Linked DNA regions of Homo sapiens: regions 1, 3 and 4 are each linked to region 2. Evidence: chromatin contacts called from ENCODE Hi-C or POLR2A ChIA-PET data. All regions are on one chromosome and are shown on one strand. Each heading gives the region's core, a stretch centred on a gene start or an enhancer-like site at or near the end of the contact. The rest is flanking DNA. Distances are from core to core; before and after follow the strand shown. Region 1 overlaps LOC124902871 (a long non-coding RNA gene). Region 2 holds the start of CDKN1B (cyclin dependent kinase inhibitor 1B). Region 3 holds the start of SLC2A3 (solute carrier family 2 member 3). Region 4 holds the start of RIMKLB (ribosomal modification protein rimK like family member B).

Region 1 (4,821 bases), core at 600-3,099, 4.8 Mb before region 2:
GGCTAATTTTTGTATTTTTAGTAGAGACAGGGTTTTATCATGTTGGCCAGGCTGGTCTCAAACTCCTGACCTCAACCTCAAGTGATCAATCCAACCACCTCGGCCTCCCAAAGTGTTGGGATTACAGGCTCGAGCCACTGTGCCTGACCTATGGATACTTTTCAATACAGTGTTTCATAATTAAAGGTCTACATTCTTTTAACAGGGCTTCTCCCTAACTTTGGTAACCCTCCAGTGCAGCAGAGCCTAACTCCCTGGAAAAGATTCACCGAGTTCTCTAGGAGGAAAAAGACTACTGAAGCCCCAGGATGCTGTTTATCAAATGGGGTTCTAAAATGGGCTAGGAGGTGTGGTGCTTTATGCCTATAATTACCTTGCTTTAGGAGGCTGAGATGGGAGGATGGCTTGAGGTCAGGAGTTTGAGACCAGCCTGGGGAACATAGCAAGACTTCATCTCTACAAAAAAACTTTAAAAATGAGCCAGGTGTGGTGGTGCCATGCCTGTAGTTCCAGCTACACCGGAGGCTGAGTAGGCAGGATCCCTGAACCCAGGAGTTTGAGGCTGCAGTGAGCCACTACCCTCCAGCCTGGGGAGCAGAGTCAAACCCTGTTCCCTCTTTATCTGCCACCCCCACCCCCCCAAAAAAAGAAAGAAAAAATAACATAGACTAGGCAAATACCCCCGAAAGTGAATGCAAATGTATTTTAGTGTACTCTTGAGGGGCGGTGAGGTGCAAACTCTCTTATCACAGTCTCAAAAAGGAGTACAAGACTCAGAATACAGCCAGATTGGCCTCCGGGCATTGAATGTGGTAGGAAGTGGGGAGGAAGCCACTGCAGAGGAGCCTTAGTGTGGAAACAGCAGGTGTGGTCTGCTTGCAACAGAGGTTCTCCTCCCACTTTTAGGGACGGCTCCTGGTGGAATCACAAAGAGCAAGCTCCTTTCAAGCCTGAGGCCCCAATTCCTTTCAGGCAAGGGGAAGTTAAGAGAAAGGGCAGGTAACATTAGTGCCTGATTAAGGTACTTAAGCAAAATAGCACTACAATCCTCAGAACATGCCATAGTCTGAAGAGACAAAAACTCTTCACCCTCACTTGTATAAGGGGTCACTGTAATATTTTAGCATTTGCCTTTAGCAACTTGAAGAGGAAGAGATGTGAAGTAGCAGCGGCAAAGCTCTCTTAAGTGAAAAAGACTCGTGTATTTTCCTTTTCCATACATTTGACACCACAGGCATTTAACACATTTTTAACATTCAGTGGCTGTTACATACTATACAGTTTTCTAGCTATTATACTTGTAGTAATTCTATGACCTGATGCATATTCTACTATACATACTTCATTTACAAGTGCCACACAATCTTTCTGTGTAGTGAAAAATCAGCTTCCCGGCCGGGCGCGGTGGCTCACGCCTGTAATCCCAGCACTTTGGGAGGCCAAGGCGGGCGGATCACAAGGTCAGGAGATCGAGACCATCCTGGCTAACATGGTGAAACCCCGTCTCTACTAAAAACACAAAAAAATTAGCCGGGCATGGTGACGGGCTCCTGTAGTCCCAGCTACTCGGGAGGCTGAGGCAGGAGAATAGCATGAACCCGGGAGGCGGAGCTTGTAGTGAGCCGAGATTGCGCCATTGCACTCCAGCCTGGGCGACAGAGCGAGACTCTGTCTCAAAGAAAAAAAAAAACAAAAAAAACCCGTCTTCCCTAATTTATGCATTTTTCTTACAAATAACACAAGCTGTTGACCTCTTATTTTTAGCCTCCCAGCTGAATAGGGCAGTTACAGAAATATTTGGATGAGGCGGGCCCAGAAACCAAAGAATTTCTTCCTGTCTGTATCTACCCTGTAGGTTAGCCCCGCCTGCTGGCGTCTTGCTTTTGTAAAAGGCTGCGTAAGCAAGTGCAGACGTGAGTTGCAGATCATCTTGAATCTCCGGAGCGACAAGCTCCATCACTCAAAGCGGATCAAATACTCTGGTCCCTTCTTTGTTCTTCTGTTTCTCTTCTCCTCCTATGGAATTTATCCTCCTGTTGATGCCACCGAGCGATACGACAACATCTTTATCTCCCTCAGCGTCCTGTTTTCCTTCATCCTCTTTGGTTCTTGGTCTGTTTGGCATGGATGTGCACAATCTCATGGGAGTGCAAAATCTCGAGTACTTCTTGCATGATTCAATGCAAATTTATTGCAGCAATACTCTACCTGTTTTTAAAATGTGTGCAACAAGTGTTGACTTCAGTGGCCTGACCCTATAATCCTGTAACTGTTTAAGTGTTCGGACATGGGAAGTTGCTTTGATTACAACCACAATATTCAAAAACTAGATTCCATGTAGATTTATTTATTTTCTTTATTTATTTTTTGGAGACAGGGTCTTTCTCTGTTGCAAAAAGGAGCTGGCTGGAGTGCAGTGTCACGATCTCAGCTCACTGCAGCCTCGACCTGCTGGGCCCAAGTGATCCTCCTGCCTCAGCCTCCTGAGTAGCGGAGACTATAAGCACATGCCACCATGTCCAGCTAATGTTTGTATCATTTGTAGTGACAAGGCTTCACCATGTTGCCCAGGGTGGTCTCGAACTCCTGGGCTCAACTGATCCACCCTGGCCTCCCAACGTGCTAGGATTACAGGCGTGAGCGAACCCCAGGTAAATTTTAAAATCCAGCTTAATTCCAATTACATGTAAGTGGCTGCTTTAAGCTAATGGAAAATAAGCAAGTTTATAATTTTTAAAAAATGAAATTCAAAATTAAGAGATAACCCATGAAATCTTATACCCTGACAAGTGGCCCTTTAAAGGCTGTGGACCTTACCTTGATATTCTCTGGCCTTCTTCCCCTAGATACTATTAATAAACAGCAGCAGACTAACGTAGTGACAACAAGAGTGAATAAGAAAGACAAATGGCCTGAAAAATCCACAAGGGGATATAAGTCTGGGTTCGTTTATTTATACAGATCTACTATGTTGCCAAACCCAGTTTATATTCTGAGGATACTATGGTGTGGTAGGAGAACTCCATTTCCTGTTTGCATAGAATTTAAATTCTACTGGGATGAGGCTATGTATTCATTTTTACGTTTTATTTCTTTTTTGTTGTTGTTCTCGAGACAGAGCCTTGCTCTGTCGCTCAGGCTGGAGTGCAATGGTGCAATCTCAGCTCACTGCAACCTCCACCTCCTGGGTTCAAGGGATTCTCCTGCCTCAGCCTCCCGAGCAGCTGGGATTACAGGCGTGCACCACCACGCCCAGCTAATTTTGTATTTTTAGTAGAGATGGGGTTTCTCCATGTTGGTCAGGCTGGTCTCAAACTCCCGACCTCAGGTGATCCACCTGCCTCAGCCTCCCAAAGTGCTGGGATTATAGGTGTGAGCCACCGAGCCTCCGCCCCACCCCCACCACCATTCTTCTTAACGATCTAAATTTAGACTTTCCAAACATACTCGAAGTAGATGTGAGGAGCTTAATCAAATCATCACAGAAACATTCGTCTCTGTAGTGGTAGAAATAGGTACTTGATAAATCAAACTGTCAGTTTCTTCTGTTACCTCATTTATAATTCATAACAATATTTAAAATTTGCTATTGTCATCCTCATTTACACCAAGAAATCTCTAAGTAATTTGCTCAAGGACCCACAGTTTGGGGCAGAACTAGTTGTCCATACTATACTATAGTATACTACATTGTTGTAGATTAAGAGAAATATATCCAATGTATGTTAAGAAGAAAGAATCCGGGGCCGGGCGCGGTGGCTCACGCCTGTAATCCCACCACTTTGGGAGTTCGAGGTGGGCGGATCACGAGGTCAAGAGTCCGAGATCAGCCTGGCCAATATGGTGAAACGCCTTCTCTACTAAAAATACAAAAATTAGCCGGGTGTGGTGGTGCGCGCTTGTAGTCCCAGCTACTCAGGAGGCTGAGGCAGGAGAATCGCTTGAACCCGGGAGGCGGAGGTTGCAGTGAGCCGACGTCGCACCGCCACTGCACTGCAGACTGGACGACAAAGCGAGACTCCGCCTCAAAAAAAAGAAAAGAAAAAAGAATCCGGGATAGCCACTCTTTCTCCATCCACGTCTATCCTACCCTTTTACGCCTAGAAATGGAGCCTGTTCTTGCCCCTTCTTAGGCAGCTTGTCATAAACAGGAAGCATGTGTCCTGGGTGCAAGACATCTGGAGACTGACGATAAGTGGCTGTTCAAGGGTTGTAGGAAAAGGGAGACATTCTCCCCCGCGAGTTTAGTAAAGATTCTATTCTTAGGCTCTAGAGAGAAGGTGAAAGGAAGTTGAGGATGCCAGGCAGGGAGGCTGGATAAGGGAAGGAAAGCTCTTGCTACTTATCAGTGTTCTGTCTGCAAAGAAGAAACGTCAAAGGGAAAAAAGGGGGAGTCTCCTTCAGTAATAATGGCTTTGCAGAGCTGATTACCTTTCAGTTCAGTTAAACCAGGGGTCTGAAACTATGGCACTGGGTCCAAATCAAGCCCAACACCTGTCTATCACCACACATAAACTAAGAATGATTTTTGCATTTTTAAATGATTGAGGGTGGGGGGGAATCAAAATAATTATTTTGTGGCTTGTGAAAATGATATAAAATTCAAATTTCAGTGTCCACAAGTAAAGCTTTATTGAAATACATTCACGTTCATTCATTTATATATTGTCAAGGGCTGCTTTTGCACTACATATGGTCAGAGTGGGTAGTTATGACAGATTGAATGGCCCACAAGGCCTAAACTATTTGCTATCTGATCCCTTACAGTAAGTAAAGTTAGCCAACTTGTGATTTAGACAGTAGAGGAATCAAATGAAATAG
Region 2 (4,870 bases), core at 2,371-4,870:
TCTTGAACTCCTGACATCAAGTGATCCACCTGCCTCTGCCTCCCAAAGTGCTGGGATTACAGGTGTGAGCCACTGCACCTGGCCTCAAAGGCCACTTTCTCCATGAGGCCTTCCCTGACCACTTATTCACATTGTGATCCTTGAAACACTTCCTTTTCCCTCTCCGCTTATTGTTTCTCCATAGCATTTTTCACCTCCTTACATAGTATGTACTTCTTTCATGTGCTGTGTTCATTTTCTGTCTCCTCTCCCCTTTTTGGAATGTCAGCATCATTCTAGTTTAAATCTGTTTGTTTACTTCTGTGTTCCCAGAGCCTAAGGATAATGTCTGGCATAGAGGAGGCACTCAATAAATATTTGTTGAAAGAAAGAAGGAATAAGCAAATTAATAGAAGGTGCTCCGTAAATATTTGTGAAATTGAATTAAAAGTGTCAGAAGGAGATGACTGTGAAATTCCCAAAGTCTAAAAATATGTGAGCTTAGAAGAATGGTGGAGTTGAGTGCTGCCTCATTATAAACATCCTCGAGGAAGGACTGAAACTGTGTGCTTGCGGTGGGAGGGGCAGCTGGGCAAGGAACCGTGAACCTTCGCAGAAACATTTGGGGCTGCAGAACTTGGGTGAGAGCGCTGCATCTGGGAGCTGGCGACGCTGGCGGCTTGCTCATTCACCCCATCTGAACACTTGTCTATGACACAGGTGTTTTCTCTTAAGTTATTTTGGTCTTTGCCTCTCTCCTCAGGTTGTGAAGATTACAGAAATCTGGGATGGCTTATGGGACGCTTCTCAGCCCTAAGTAGGAAAACAGCAGTGAAAATGGCAACCAAAACATCACGCAGGACTGGGGGTTTTGGGGAAACAGCTCACTTTAGAGCAGTGCAGTGTAGAGCTTTCCGTCTTTTACCAGGGTCCACCTTTAACACTGTTTATCTGAAAATTTTCCCCCTGGCTTACTCGCTTGCAGCTGCCCACTTTGCAGAAGGATGGCGCTCTGATCTCTACGCTCCCTGTTCCTTCAGGGACTCCATAGTATTTTTTTTCACGCGTCGTCGCTACTACAGCAGACGCCTGCGTTCTCATTATTTGCTGTACAGATCTCCGGTGCCTTGACTGTAAACAAAACACTTTAGATCATTGTGAGGTCGATGTAAGCACAGCCTTTCTGCTGGCAGCCAGACTTCTTAAGGTGGTGTGACTGTGACTTGCTTACTTTTCGAGATCAACAACAACAAAGCGACAAAATGGTGCTCCTACATATTAGTTGAAAGATTCAGCATGTGAAGGGGATCGAAGTGTTTATTTTCCACTTCCATATAAGACATGAATTCCATGAGTAAAATCAAACTTCTGTGGCAAGGTGAACTACTCTAGAATGTCTCCATTTACATACATGTGGTAGTTTGGGTGTTTATGCATATGGATAGATGCACATATATAGAGTTCCTGTGTTGTCTAGCAATTGTTTTAAAATTTGGACAATTATCTAATTTCTAGGGTAAGGTATAAATTATGGTAGGGAGGCCTACCCTAATTTTCCTGTTCCTTTTCCCCCAGTCTGCAGTCCAATAAATTGACAGCCTTAAAAGTAGAAAAACTAAAGAGGATGAGACCTCTTGCTTGATCCTAGGTGAATTCTTTTCTGTCAGTTAGGTAGGAAGTCCTGACTTGAAAACTAGTTCTGGGCACTGCCCCCTTTACTGTTCTCTGGGTATCAACCCCTGTCCTTCAATTTTAGTTGAACTAGTGGATGGTGATACCACAGGCTCAAGACAGCTGCATTTAAATATCAGTGACCACAGGCCACATCAAGGAAACATCTGCAGGCAACCCAGGGCCTGGGAAGGAGCCATTTTCAGTCACTTGTAAGACAGCAGGACCTGCAGACTACAGCACAATCAAACTCAGACAAAACCCTGAACCAGTGAGAACCATTAGGAAGGAAAGGAACAGAAAATGAACCAACCTGAGTGTTAGGAGACTTGCATCTAGTCCTGACTCCGGTACCAACCGAATGCATGTCCCTGGACAGGAAACCTCTCTGAGTCTCGATTTCCTCCGTGGTAAAAAGGAGAGGGTTAAACCACAGGGTCCCGAGGGTCCCTTCCAGCTGTCACATTCTGGAGCGTATGAGATGAGGTAGGCACACAAAGTGGACAAGATGTGGCTAAGAAAACAAGCTACACATCAAGCTCATCTGTAGCATAGGTGCTTAAGAAAACTTTGCTGCTGTGTAATATTAGAACGGAAGGTTGGTTTCCAGTAAAATGCATTAACTTTGGCTCAAACCAAGATGATGGGTACCGGGCATGGGGGTGGGGAGGCAGTTGAAGATCCACTGAGCTTTGTCTCAGGGCAGCCCTGCTCATCGTCCTACTTTACCTTCCACCACGGTGCTCAAGCCCACACTGAGAGAGAAATTTCCAGCTGCAAAAGGGAGAAGAGAAACGCTGGAATACTAGTATCGGACGTTAGGACATGGTTGTGGTGTTTTAAAAATCATTTCATCATCTGGAGTTTGACCCCGAGGGGAGTATTTTCACCCTTCAGCCCTCTGAAAGCATTCACTAGCATCTGAATATTGTTCTGAGTTTGTTGGAGCAGTGAAATCTGGTGAGAGAGAAGGGTGGAGGAAGGAAGGAGCTGTTGTATTTGGCGGCTGGACTCAGGTAGAGGAAACTGCTACAATCCCGGGAAAGAACAGAAAAGTAGAAAGGGACGAGTTCCCACACGCAGCCAATGTCCATGGCCTTAACTGTGCTTGGGAAGGAAGATCCTGGGCCAGGGGTGTACCCTCGTTTTTCAAAACTAAACGTGTCTGAGACAGCTACAAAGTTTATTAAGGGACTTGAGAGACTAGAGTTTTTTGTTTTTTTTTTTTAATCTTGAGTTCCTTTCTTATTTTCATTGAGGGAGAGCTTGAGTTCATGATAAGTGCCGCGTCTACTCCTGGCTAATTTCTAAAAGAAAGACGTTCGCTTTGGCTTCTTCCCTAGGCCCCCAGCCTCCCCAGGGATGGCAGAAACTTCTGGGTTAAGGCTGAGCGAACCATTGCCCACTGCCTCCACCAGCCCCCAGCAAAGGCACGCCGGCGGGGGGGCGCCCAGCCCCCCCAGCAAACGCTCCGCGGCCTCCCCCGCAGACCACGAGGTGGGGGCCGCTGGGGAGGGCCGAGCTGGGGGCAGCTCGCCACCCCGGCTCCTAGCGAGCTGCCGGCGACCTTCGCGGTCCTCTGGTCCAGGTCCCGGCTTCCCGGGCGAGGAGCGGGAGGGAGGTCGGGGCTTAGGCGCCGCGGCGAACCCGCCAACGCAGCGCCGGGCCCCGAACCTCAGGCCCCGCCCCAGGTTCCCGGCCGTTTGGCTAGTTTGTTTGTCTTAATTTTAATTTCTCCGAGGCCAGCCAGAGCAGGTTTGTTGGCAGCAGTACCCCTCCAGCAGTCACGCGACCAGCCAATCTCCCGGCGGCGCTCGGGGAGGCGGCGCGCTCGGGAACGAGGGGAGGTGGCGGAACCGCGCCGGGGCCACCTTAAGGCCGCGCTCGCCAGCCTCGGCGGGGCGGCTCCCGCCGCCGCAACCAATGGATCTCCTCCTCTGTTTAAATAGACTCGCCGTGTCAATCATTTTCTTCTTCGTCAGCCTCCCTTCCACCGCCATATTGGGCCACTAAAAAAAGGGGGCTCGTCTTTTCGGGGTGTTTTTCTCCCCCTCCCCTGTCCCCGCTTGCTCACGGCTCTGCGACTCCGACGCCGGCAAGGTTTGGAGAGCGGCTGGGTTCGCGGGACCCGCGGGCTTGCACCCGCCCAGACTCGGACGGGCTTTGCCACCCTCTCCGCTTGCCTGGTCCCCTCTCCTCTCCGCCCTCCCGCTCGCCAGTCCATTTGATCAGCGGAGACTCGGCGGCCGGGCCGGGGCTTCCCCGCAGCCCCTGCGCGCTCCTAGAGCTCGGGCCGTGGCTCGTCGGGGTCTGTGTCTTTTGGCTCCGAGGGCAGTCGCTGGGCTTCCGAGAGGGGTTCGGGCTGCGTAGGGGCGCTTTGTTTTGTTCGGTTTTGTTTTTTTGAGAGTGCGAGAGAGGCGGTCGTGCAGACCCGGGAGAAAGATGTCAAACGTGCGAGTGTCTAACGGGAGCCCTAGCCTGGAGCGGATGGACGCCAGGCAGGCGGAGCACCCCAAGCCCTCGGCCTGCAGGAACCTCTTCGGCCCGGTGGACCACGAAGAGTTAACCCGGGACTTGGAGAAGCACTGCAGAGACATGGAAGAGGCGAGCCAGCGCAAGTGGAATTTCGATTTTCAGAATCACAAACCCCTAGAGGGCAAGTACGAGTGGCAAGAGGTGGAGAAGGGCAGCTTGCCCGAGTTCTACTACAGACCCCCGCGGCCCCCCAAAGGTGCCTGCAAGGTGCCGGCGCAGGAGAGCCAGGATGTCAGCGGGAGCCGCCCGGCGGCGCCTTTAATTGGGGCTCCGGCTAACTCTGAGGACACGCATTTGGTGGACCCAAAGACTGATCCGTCGGACAGCCAGACGGGGTTAGCGGAGCAATGCGCAGGAATAAGGAAGCGACCTGCAACCGACGGTAATGACCCTTTCCCAACCATAGAATGTGTTTGGGGCCCCGCTTTGCCTGCTGGAGGGTGTTAACCTTAGCTTGCTTTTCGGCGTATTCTGATTTAGCTTTGGGAGAGCTAACTTTATTGGTCTTAGGTGTTCAGTGCTACCTGGCCCACTGCTTGTCTGTTTGTGACTTTTAAGTCAGAAACTGGAGATGGTAAGATCCGATAATTTCCCTAACTTAATACATCGCGGTCCCTCTCACTAGCAACTCCTAGGTATGTGACAAAGTTGGGATGTTTATCAACGGTCCGCCTCCTGGCTAGGG
Region 3 (4,725 bases), core at 832-3,331, 4.8 Mb before region 2:
AACTTGGTAAAAATGAAAGAAAATTGGGGAAGGAAGAAGTTAAGAGAAACTGGGTTGGTCAGTTTGGAAATATTTAAAAACTTGCATCAGGCAAATGTAGGCATAGAATTCCACTCACGAACTGGGAGGGCAGAGAAAAAGACAGTCTCGGGTAGGATTACTAAGAATTGACCATTCTGGAAACAAATACAGTGCAGTCTGATCTGTACCCCAGACTCCACGGAAGCCCACTGGTGGTGGTGGAGGGGGTGGTAGTTTGTGTCTTCACTGCTGGGTGGCTCTTTGAGTCTCTTATCTCTCAGGACCATGTAACCTACTGGATCTACTCACTGCATCCTGGCCCCATTTCAGTCTTCGTTTATTAAATACAGTTCTGCTATCCCTAACTCCCGCGCAGGGGAAGAAAGTACTTACTCTGAACCCAACATATAAGGGCGAACCCAACATATAAGAGACATTTCTTAGTGGGGAGAACCGGTCATCTTCACCTTGCCTGGAATAATTCAGCCGGGCGAGACATTTTCCATTTCTACCTTGGGGCAGCTCAATTTTTATACCTGAGGCCAACTTCTACGCCATTCCCCCCCACCCCACCACCCAAAATCCCTTCAACCTTTCATATCTTAAACTCCTTTCCTTTCAGGTCGGGCAGATTAGGCAGCAGGCTGGGAGCTTCAGCAGGAGAAGTGACCTTGCCTGCAGCCTCCCAGATGTCTCAGTCCCAGCTAAGCATCGGTACCCCGGAGGGCCCTGCCAGTGCAATGCTCTGTTAAATCTTTTTCCGTTTAGTAAAAATCTCTTCTGTCTCCTCTCATCATTCACTATCTTTGAGAGCCTTTTCTTCTTTAGTCTCATAATTTTCCATCCCTTTCTTATTTTCCTACATTTTCTTTCTTTCTGCTTTGTAGAGATGGGATCTCACTATATTGCCCAAGGCTAGTCTCAAACTCCAGGCCTCATGTGATCCTCCTGCCTTGGTTTCCCAAATGCTGGGGTTATAGGTGTGACCCACCACACCTGGCCCCTTATTTTTAGTTAAATTTATCTTGGTAAAAAATGCCTTTCTTGCTGCGCGCAGTGGCTCATGCCTGTAATCTCAGCACCTTGGGAGGCCGAGGCCGGCGGATCGCCTGAGGTCGGGAGTCGAGACCAGCCTGACCAACATAGAGAAACCCCGTCTCTACTAAAAATACAAAATTAGCCGGGCCCGGTGGTTCATGCCTGTAATCTCAGCTACTCAGGAGGCTGAGGCAGGAGAATCGCTTGAACCCGGGAGGCGGAGGCTGTGGTGAGCTGCGGTCGCTCCATTGCACTCCAGCCTGGGCAACAAGAGTAAAACTCAATCAGAAAAAAAAGAAAAGCCTTTCTCCCTGCAAATAATGCATATACAACACTCAATATTTTAGTATGTCCTGCACTCACGATTTTAACCCTAATAGGAAGGACAACTGGAATTCTTTCTCCTTAGCATCCACGAACCCCATATGTTATAGGACAAACAGATGGCCAGACCCTGGCCTGTGCCTCCAAACACAGACCTTTTCAAGGTCTAATGCTTCCAGAGAAGTCTTCACACTGGCTCTGAGACCCACACTTGTAATCCATACAACCAAGCAGCCCGATCCTCTAAACACTCAACCATCTCGTCCTCAGTGGCATATGGTTACCTAAAATAAACCTGAGAAGCAAACACAACTTCTCCGGGTGACTTTCCTATGATAAGGTGAACAGAACTGTATGACATTCAAAGAGAACTGATGAAGCGGCAGCAGTGCAGGCTAGAGACGAAATGAAAAGGCCTTAAGATAGCTTGGTGACTTAGGAGAAAATAGAACAAGGAGATTACCATTAATATTTGCCTTTCTGAGTGTATCCCAAACAAGCAAAAATAACCAGTAATTATATCATTCTTACCTTCTGTGTCCCCATCGCTGTAATCTAATTCAAGTCTTCAAGAAAGATCTAGGGGTGATTCCAGAAACAGCTTTTTCAGCCAACAAAACCTTCAAAATGTCCTTCTCAGCAGCAAGTTTTCTCCACGTCCTCAGGAAGGATCCAAAGTCTTACCATTACAGCATCTCTGGGTCTCGCTGGGATCATGACTATTTATAATCTCCGCAAAGGGTGGAGCCTGAAAGGGCGACAAGCCCCCAGCCCCACCCCACCCCACCCCACCCCCCTGAAGCAATCTTGTGATCTCTCGGAATTCTGTGTTATCAGAACTACCCCCGCCCCCGCCCCACAGACAATAACGCCCTCCCTCCCCCCTCTCTTAAAACCACATCCTTCCACTCTCTCCACCCTGGGTTTTTTTTTTTTTTTTTTTTTCAAAAGCTCATCCTTACTCCTTCCCTCTTCTAATAGCAGCTAGAGCCTCTTAGTTTCACAGACAAAATACTACCAGAAAAGCCTGGAGGGAGGGCAAATACACTATTTTATGCTCTCGCATCTGCTTGGGATTAAAACAATCTACAGAGAGATTAGAATAAATCTATCCATACAAAACGAAGTCAAGTGGGTGCTACTATCAGAGATTTAAGGTTGTTAGAAAGAGTGTTAGTAAGAATTCTTGATCCTATGAATTTATAGGCTGGGTCTACAATCTTTTTTTTTTCTTTTTTTTTTGAGACGGAGTACACAATCTTAAAGGGGAGGGAAAGACAGCCTGAGAGAAGAAAATCAGGGAAATAATTTTGCCAGTGTTCCTTTCTTCGCATAATCTCACCTGGAGGGAAGAAAATCTGAATTTCTAGGAGCCAGACCAACTATCAGGGCAGTAGGAATAAGAGGTTCAACTGTTTATGGAATACAATCCATATCCTTTTTTTTTTTTTTTTTTTTTTTTTGATATGGAGTCTCTCTCTGTCGCCCAGGCTGGAGTGCAGTGGTGCGATCTCGGCTCACTGCAACCTCCGCCTCCCGGGTTCAAGCAATTCTCCTGCCTCAGCCTCCCGAGTAGCTGGGACTATAGGCGCCCGCCACCACGCCCCGCTAATTTTTGTATTTTTAGTAAAGACGGGGTTTCACCATATTGGCCAGGCTGGTCTCAAACTCCTGACCTTGTGATCTGCCCGCCTTGGCCTCCCAAAGTGCTGGGATTACAAGTGTGAGCCACCGCGCCGAGCCCTATATTTAATAAGGCATTTGCCATATCACCCATTCTGAATTCTGCATCACTTTCTGCTAGTCTCAAGCTTATAGCATCTAGAAATGCAATAAATACCGAATTCAATTAAGCAGGTATTTGCCGAATACACGCTATGTATCAGGTACTCTCCAAGAAGCTGGTGATTCTTCAGTGAATAATAGAAAAAAAGGCCGGGCGCGGTGGCTCACGCCTGTAATCCCAGCACTTTGGGAGGCCGAGGTGGGCGGATCACGAGGTCAGGAGATCAAGACCATCCTGGCTAACACGGTGAAACCATTCTCTACTAAAAATACAAAAAAAAAAAAAAAAAAAAAAAAAATTAGCCGGGCATGGTGGCGGGCGCCTGCAGTCCCAGCTACTCGGGAGGCTGAGACAGGAGAATGGCGTGAACGCGGCAGGCGGAGCTTGCAGTGAGCCAAGACAGCGCCACTGCACTCCAGCCTGGGCGACAGAGCAAGAATCCGTCTCAAAAAAAAAAAAAAAAAAGAATAATAGGACAAAAGAGTTCTGACCCACAAGTCATTTATAGTGTTTCCCTTCTTCCCTTTTTATAAAGTATAAAAAGGGACTAGGGCAAGTAATTCTCACATAACTGGAAAAGATTATTAATATCCTATTAGTTATGGACTGTGAGTTTCTTGAAAGAAAAGTGTTACATAAGTATCTGATTACTAAGCTATACAAGAAAACTGAACAAGCTAAGCAGGAGAAGAAAATAGGAATGAGAACTGAGGGAGGGATAATCGGGGAGAGAGAAGAGTGGTTCCAGGTTGAGAGTAAACAAAGCAAAACAACTTGGTTTGTGTTTAAACAGCTGGGTAAGTGAGAGATAGTATCTAGGCTTTTTTGGAGGAGGAATATCAACTATCAAATTCCTAATGCCCATTCATTTGTAGCTTGCAACCCTTTCAGTACTGGAGGTGGCAGGGTGGGTGAAGGACGCTTGGTAAAGAGATAAACTTTTTCCCAGTGGTGAATTGGAGAAAGTGTATCTTCCTTTAGGGTTTTGGTTGAGGGCCTAGAATTCAAATTGATACTGCTGGACCCGAGAAAACTAGATTACTGTTGCTTCCTTTGCTTTAACGAGGATATTGTTAAAATCTGATTTGATGACAACTCCCCTCCCCCATCTCACCATTGCCTTCCAGGAAATGCTGAGCCAGAGGCCCCTTTAGTCACCACAGCAACTGAATTTAGTATCTAAAGGAAAAAGGATATCCCAAAGGGCAGTGCTGTCCAATAGAAATATAATATGAGCATGTCACATTATGGTTTCTAGTAGCCACACTAAAAATTTTAAAAGAAACAAGATAAATTTTTTTCATAATTATTTTATTTAACCCAATATATCCAAAACATTGTCATTTCAGCATGCATTCAATATAAAAATTAATAGTTTACTTTTTTGTACTAAGTCTTTGAAACATATTGTATATTTTAAATTTACAAATTAAAGGGATATGTAGCCCCACCAAAACAACAAAGTTGTGTTTATCAGGAAAATATTTTAAGTTGCATATCGAGCGTTGCATGCAGGCAAATTGCATACAGCCAAGCCTGGCCGCCTAGCCCAGTCG
Region 4 (4,437 bases), core at 744-3,243, 4.0 Mb before region 2:
TAACAACTTTTAAGGGCAAGTGGCAAGTGAGTTAATAGTCATACTTCCTATCCTCAGTTTCACCAGTACAACCCACTTTTTCTGGGGATGCAGTTACCACGAATTGGATTCCTTAAGAGTGGGACTGAAGGAATAGGTTAATTAAATATTATTATTGATCCTCTGTACATTTTTTTCCCTGTGTCAATTTCACTGTGTTTATTTTGTCAGATTTTCAGTGTTAGTATCTCTGTGCTCAAGCTTCCCTTGATCACAAAATGCTTCTCTTGGTCTTGGAGTTGAATATACTTTATGTCCCAGGGGGCTGAATATCAGAGTGGAAGTAAATAGCAACAATTTAGTTCTGTAGACCTTATCCCCTTTGTTCTCAAGATAGTGTATCTATCTTATAGGGCGTTTGTTCCTCTAAATTTTGTAAACCAACTAGACGCCTATCCTAGGTTACTCTCACTGACCTAACATTATAATAGCACTAAACACTTTGAACAGCACTTGATCTGTGTCAGCTGTTAAATATTATATACTTATTAACTCATTTACTCCTTATGACAACTCCATGAAGTAGGTGACTATTTTTATCCTCACTTTTACAGCTCAGCAGATAAAGATACAGAGAGGTTAAGTTACTGCAGAGGTTCACATAGGGAGTGGAACCATAAATCCAATCCGGGCAGTCTGGATCCAGAAGTTACCACCCTGGGTTATGCTACATCTTTTAAAGGACTCTCGAGACGCTGAAGGAAATTAGTCAAAAAATTTTTTAAAAGCAGAAAATGAAATTATATTGTCAATTGACTGGGAGAGGAGCAGTGAAAAGTTGTTGGCTGAGGTCACTGAGACAGGGCTGAGACCAGCAAGAAGGCAAACTGGTGAGCACATTACCGTACCTCACACCTGGTGTCTCTGGTGACTGAAGTTATTTGGAAGTGAATCTTCCATGTAAACCTGGGAGGTCGTCTGTAGCCCTTTTTTTTTCTCCTTAAGAAAATGTAATAGCGTAGTTGAACATTCATATTCTTAGCCTCCTTTGGGCTATACTTTTATTTTTTATACATAGTTTTAGAATTTACAAAATGCTCTTAAAATATCTCATTTCATTCTCACAACGACTCCGGACTGTACTCTTTTATCTTTTCACAACAAAGGCTCAGAGGAAGCGTAGCAACTAACTTGTCCAAGGTTTACGCCGGTTTCTAGGGGGCAGAGCTGGCGCTATCCACCCCGCCTGTATCTCCAAACCCGCTTCAGCCAGGAAATTTATCATGTGGTTTTAAATTTGCCTCTCAATATACAGAGGTACTGTCTTTACTCCAGTCCCGGATAAAGACCTTCTAGGTATGAATGATCTTTGTCTCCATATCTTTGCCTACCGGAGGGAGGAACCACCGTAAGCGGAGACTCCGGGCGGCGGCCGGCGGAAGGGCTGGGCGGGAGGCGTCGGGATGCCGGCAGGACCCTGCGCCCGAGGGGGTAGGGGGCTCGTGTCGGGGTTCCAGGCGCAGATTGATGGGGCCTAAGCAGGGAATGTGAGGGCGGGGAGGGCGTACAACGGAAGGGACTAATCTCGCGGTTTCGAGTTGGGAGCAAACCTCGCCCCCCACCCCCCCCATCCGTTTCCCTTTCTCAGTGAAGACGGTTTGGGGGCGGGTGGGGAGGCGCGTCCTCGGAGCGCCCTCGCGCTCCCTTTTCGCTCCCCGCGCGCGATCCATCGCCTCTCTTCCCCCGAGGCCAGCGATGGCTCGGGTGCGGGCGAGGAGCTGGGAGGGCGGCTCTCGACGCAGGTGTCAGATCCGCTCGGCAGTGCTCGGCGCGCTGGCCCGGCCCCCAGCTCCTCCGGCCGCCGCCCCCCGCCCGCCGCGCCGCGGCGCCAGGAGGGCGGGGCCGGGGCGCGCGCCGCTCCTCAGCAAGCGGGCGGGCGGCGTTCGGTCTGAGGGAGCGGGGCGGTCTCCGCCGGCGTCGCGCGCGCTGTGTGTGAGCGGGGTCGCGCGCGCGCGCGGCAGGCGAGTGAGGGAACGAGGAGCGGCCGGGTGTGAGTGTGTGGGAGTGAGAGTGTGTGGGAGTGGGGTGAGGGAGAAGCTGACGGGACGCGAGGCTGTGAGAAACTGGGCGAGTGTGCGAGGACGCCCGGCCAGCCTGCGGGAGCCGCAGTCGGCGGAGGAGAAAGGAGGCGGCTCCCGGTATCCCGACCCCCTCCCCCTCCTCTCCTTCCCCCACTTCCAGCCGCCCGGCGGCCCGCGCTTCCTCGAAGGCCCCAGCCCGGCTCAGTCGGCCGAGAGCGAGGGAGGAGCCCCCCGACCCAGGTGAGCGGTACGACCGCTGTTGCCCTCGGGTGTAGAGCAGTGAGGCGAAGGCGCGCCCTCCCGAGTGGGCGAGTTCAGCGGAATGGATCCCCCGATTAGCGGGGGCTGGGCCGGGGAGGGGACCGGCCCGAGCGCGCCCGGGGTCCGGGGCTAGTTGAGGCCGGTGGTCGCCGCTCCGCGGAGTCGGTGGGGAGCGAGGCGGGGCCCGGCCTTCGCGCGTGTGCCGGGAGGCGCCGGCCCGTGGCGTGTGCGTGCGACCGGGCGAGCCGTGTCGAGGGGGCGGCGACTTCGGGCGTGTAAGGAGTATGGTTTCCCCGCCGGCGAGGGGGTGTGGTAACCCCGGGAACGCCGGCTGGAGTCGGACCCGCGGGCTGCTGACCTGTCCTCGGGATTGCGGCGACACTCCCCCTCCCCCCCCTTCCCACAAATTCTATGGAGCGACCGCGGGAGGAGGATCACGTGGTGCGGTCCCGCAGCTACTGTATTCGATTCCACGTTTTCCTCCTTACGTGTAAATTTTAGAGAGTGTGACAGTCATTCCATCTTTTCCTTTGACAGTCTCTGAATGAGAAGGGGATGACCAAATAATTGCTTGTCCAGTTTTGATTCTTTAAAAATTTGAGCATGATGTAAATATTACACTACTTGCCCCTCACCCCCCCCCAAAAAAAACCCAAACCAGAGTGGTAATAATTTCAATCTCCCCTTATTAATATGTCCTTATCTCTGATCACACATTTGTTATTTCACTGTTTTATCCCATTTGTATTGGCGAATAGCGATGGGGTGGTAATTCTGTTCTGTGAGGGGTTATTGCACTAACCATGCTCAATGCAACTGCTATGTAAATTCTTTCAGTATGCTGTCATTTTCCCATTAGTTATATATATTGTTACCACATCTTTGTGGAGTTAGGTTCAACTCTAAATAGGTATAGAAAGTATATGGGCAGCCTACTATGCAGATTTTTTTTTGTGGGCTTGGTATGTTCATTATATTTATGGGTGTTCTTAATTATTAACTATAACCATTTAAATTGAAATGTTTTTAAATCTCATTTTTGTTACTTTCACAATATTGGGTACCTTAAAGGTCATTTCTTCTATTTTAAAAAATGATTTCTTAAAAGCAATTATGAGAATACTTTTAAGATATTCATTTGGAATAAAACACTCTCTGAAATTCCGGTCTCAGAGATTTAACATTTATTTCCTAAATTTTAGTATGCAACCCTCTAATTTTAAAAATAATCATAGTTAAATTTCTTTTCCAATGGTTACTGTTTTATTTGGTTAGTGTGTCAAAGGGGAGGAGGCCTATTTTGTCTTGAGGTAATCCTATTTTATTCTTTTCTATCTTGGTTAGTGCTGTTAATTTCCTTCTTTCATGTCATTGATTTAGTTGTTAGTTTGGCAACATGGCTGTTGATGTTTTTTATCTTTCTCTGTCTCCCTTTTTTCTCTCTTGTCTTCTCTTACCCCTACCAGGTGCTGGAGTCTGCTTGTCAGGGAGGGGGGCAGTCTGTGATTCTGAGAACAGAGCCAAGAAGGGGAACAGCAAATTCAGTCACAGACAATCCTCCACTCGGTCAAGAGCCACTTTTCTCTTCCTGCCTTGCCCCCCCGCAGGGGGTAAGGAACTGAGCGTTTAATCTTTAGCCGGTTGGCTACCAGCTAAAATTCTACTTATCTTAGTTTCTAGTGGATAGCTTTCTTATTTTGCCCATGTTTTCTTAGAATCCCTGTTTAATATACTTTTGTCAGTAGTAGTATCTAGGAGTAGCAGGGAGAGTGACAATAAATTAGCCCCTTCTTTTTTCCCTTGTCATTCAGGCCCCTTTTCCTCTCCAGAGGGAAATTACCAGTAAACTCTTCTAAATCTTCCACCCCTTCTCAGTCATACTGTGAAGAAACACACTAAAGTGGACATTATTTGACCAGTGAACACGAACCCAGCTTCAGGCATTGGTTTGTTGTGGCACATGGAGAAACATCTCTTTTAAAATATCTCCCAATTACCCTTTTCACAATTTGTATCCACCTAGGATTTGCTGCTGGGGTAAGTCACTAGATTTATTTCTCAAAGCTCCCCTCTCTATGAGCTGAAAGACTGACCAACCATGAACACTAGTAGGGGA

Evidence for each region. Hi-C counts contacts between places; a loop is a spot of excess contacts on that map. ChIA-PET counts read pairs that join two places held with the same protein, here RNA polymerase II (POLR2A). Pooled maps may share reads with other maps.
Region 1: a pooled map shows a loop between it and region 2 (4-fold over the local background). The contact joins the enhancer-like site here to the promoter of CDKN1B in region 2. A Hi-C loop is called at or near these places in 6 of 50 pooled maps. POLR2A ChIA-PET finds 5 or more read pairs at or near these places in 2 of 52 experiments (activated CD8-positive, alpha-beta memory T cell and activated T-cell).
Region 3: a pooled map shows a loop between it and region 2 (2.3-fold over the local background). The contact joins the promoter of SLC2A3 here to the promoter of CDKN1B in region 2. A Hi-C loop is called at or near these places in 4 of 50 pooled maps.
Region 4: a loop to region 2 is called in a pooled map, with 2.7 times the contacts of the local background. The contact joins the promoter of RIMKLB here to the promoter of CDKN1B in region 2. A Hi-C loop is called at or near these places in 6 of 50 pooled maps. POLR2A ChIA-PET finds 5 or more read pairs at or near these places in 2 of 52 experiments (OCI-LY7 and PC-9).

Annotation. Positions count from the first base shown.
Region 1 is chr12:7,959,007-7,963,827 of GRCh38, forward strand. LOC124902871 (a long non-coding RNA gene) reads right to left here. Exons shown (of 2, transcript XR_007063198.1): 2 at 4,608-4,821. Among named protein-coding and RNA genes, the nearest start is that of SLC2A3, 25 kb to the left of the region's middle. RefSeq lists cis regulatory regions at 805-930, 1,703-2,037. Within about 2 kb of position 1,850, at least 34 of the 41 ENCODE cell types and tissues checked have a DNase peak (open chromatin) inside an H3K27ac peak, as active enhancers do.
Region 2 is chr12:12,713,748-12,718,617 of GRCh38, forward strand. CDKN1B (cyclin dependent kinase inhibitor 1B) reads left to right here and starts at 3,621. Exons shown (of 3, transcript NM_004064.5): 1 at 3,621-4,567. The coding sequence starts at 4,093. It also overlaps a transcript of GPR19 not described here. RefSeq lists enhancers at 449-518, 699-878, 949-1,078, 3,595-3,644, 3,725-3,824 and 2 more and silencers at 3,005-3,574, 3,999-4,187.
Region 3 is chr12:7,934,106-7,938,830 of GRCh38, forward strand. It overlaps SLC2A3 (solute carrier family 2 member 3), which reads right to left and starts at 2,082. Exons shown (of 10, transcript NM_006931.3): 1 at 1,915-2,082. The coding sequence starts at 1,929. RefSeq lists an enhancer at 190-1,143, a silencer at 2,211-2,260 and a cis regulatory region at 4,109-4,456.
Region 4 is chr12:8,695,998-8,700,434 of GRCh38, forward strand. RIMKLB (ribosomal modification protein rimK like family member B) reads left to right here and starts at 1,994. Exons shown (of 6, transcript NM_001297776.2): 1 at 1,994-2,300. RefSeq lists silencers at 1,799-1,898, 2,429-2,598 and an enhancer at 1,823-2,789.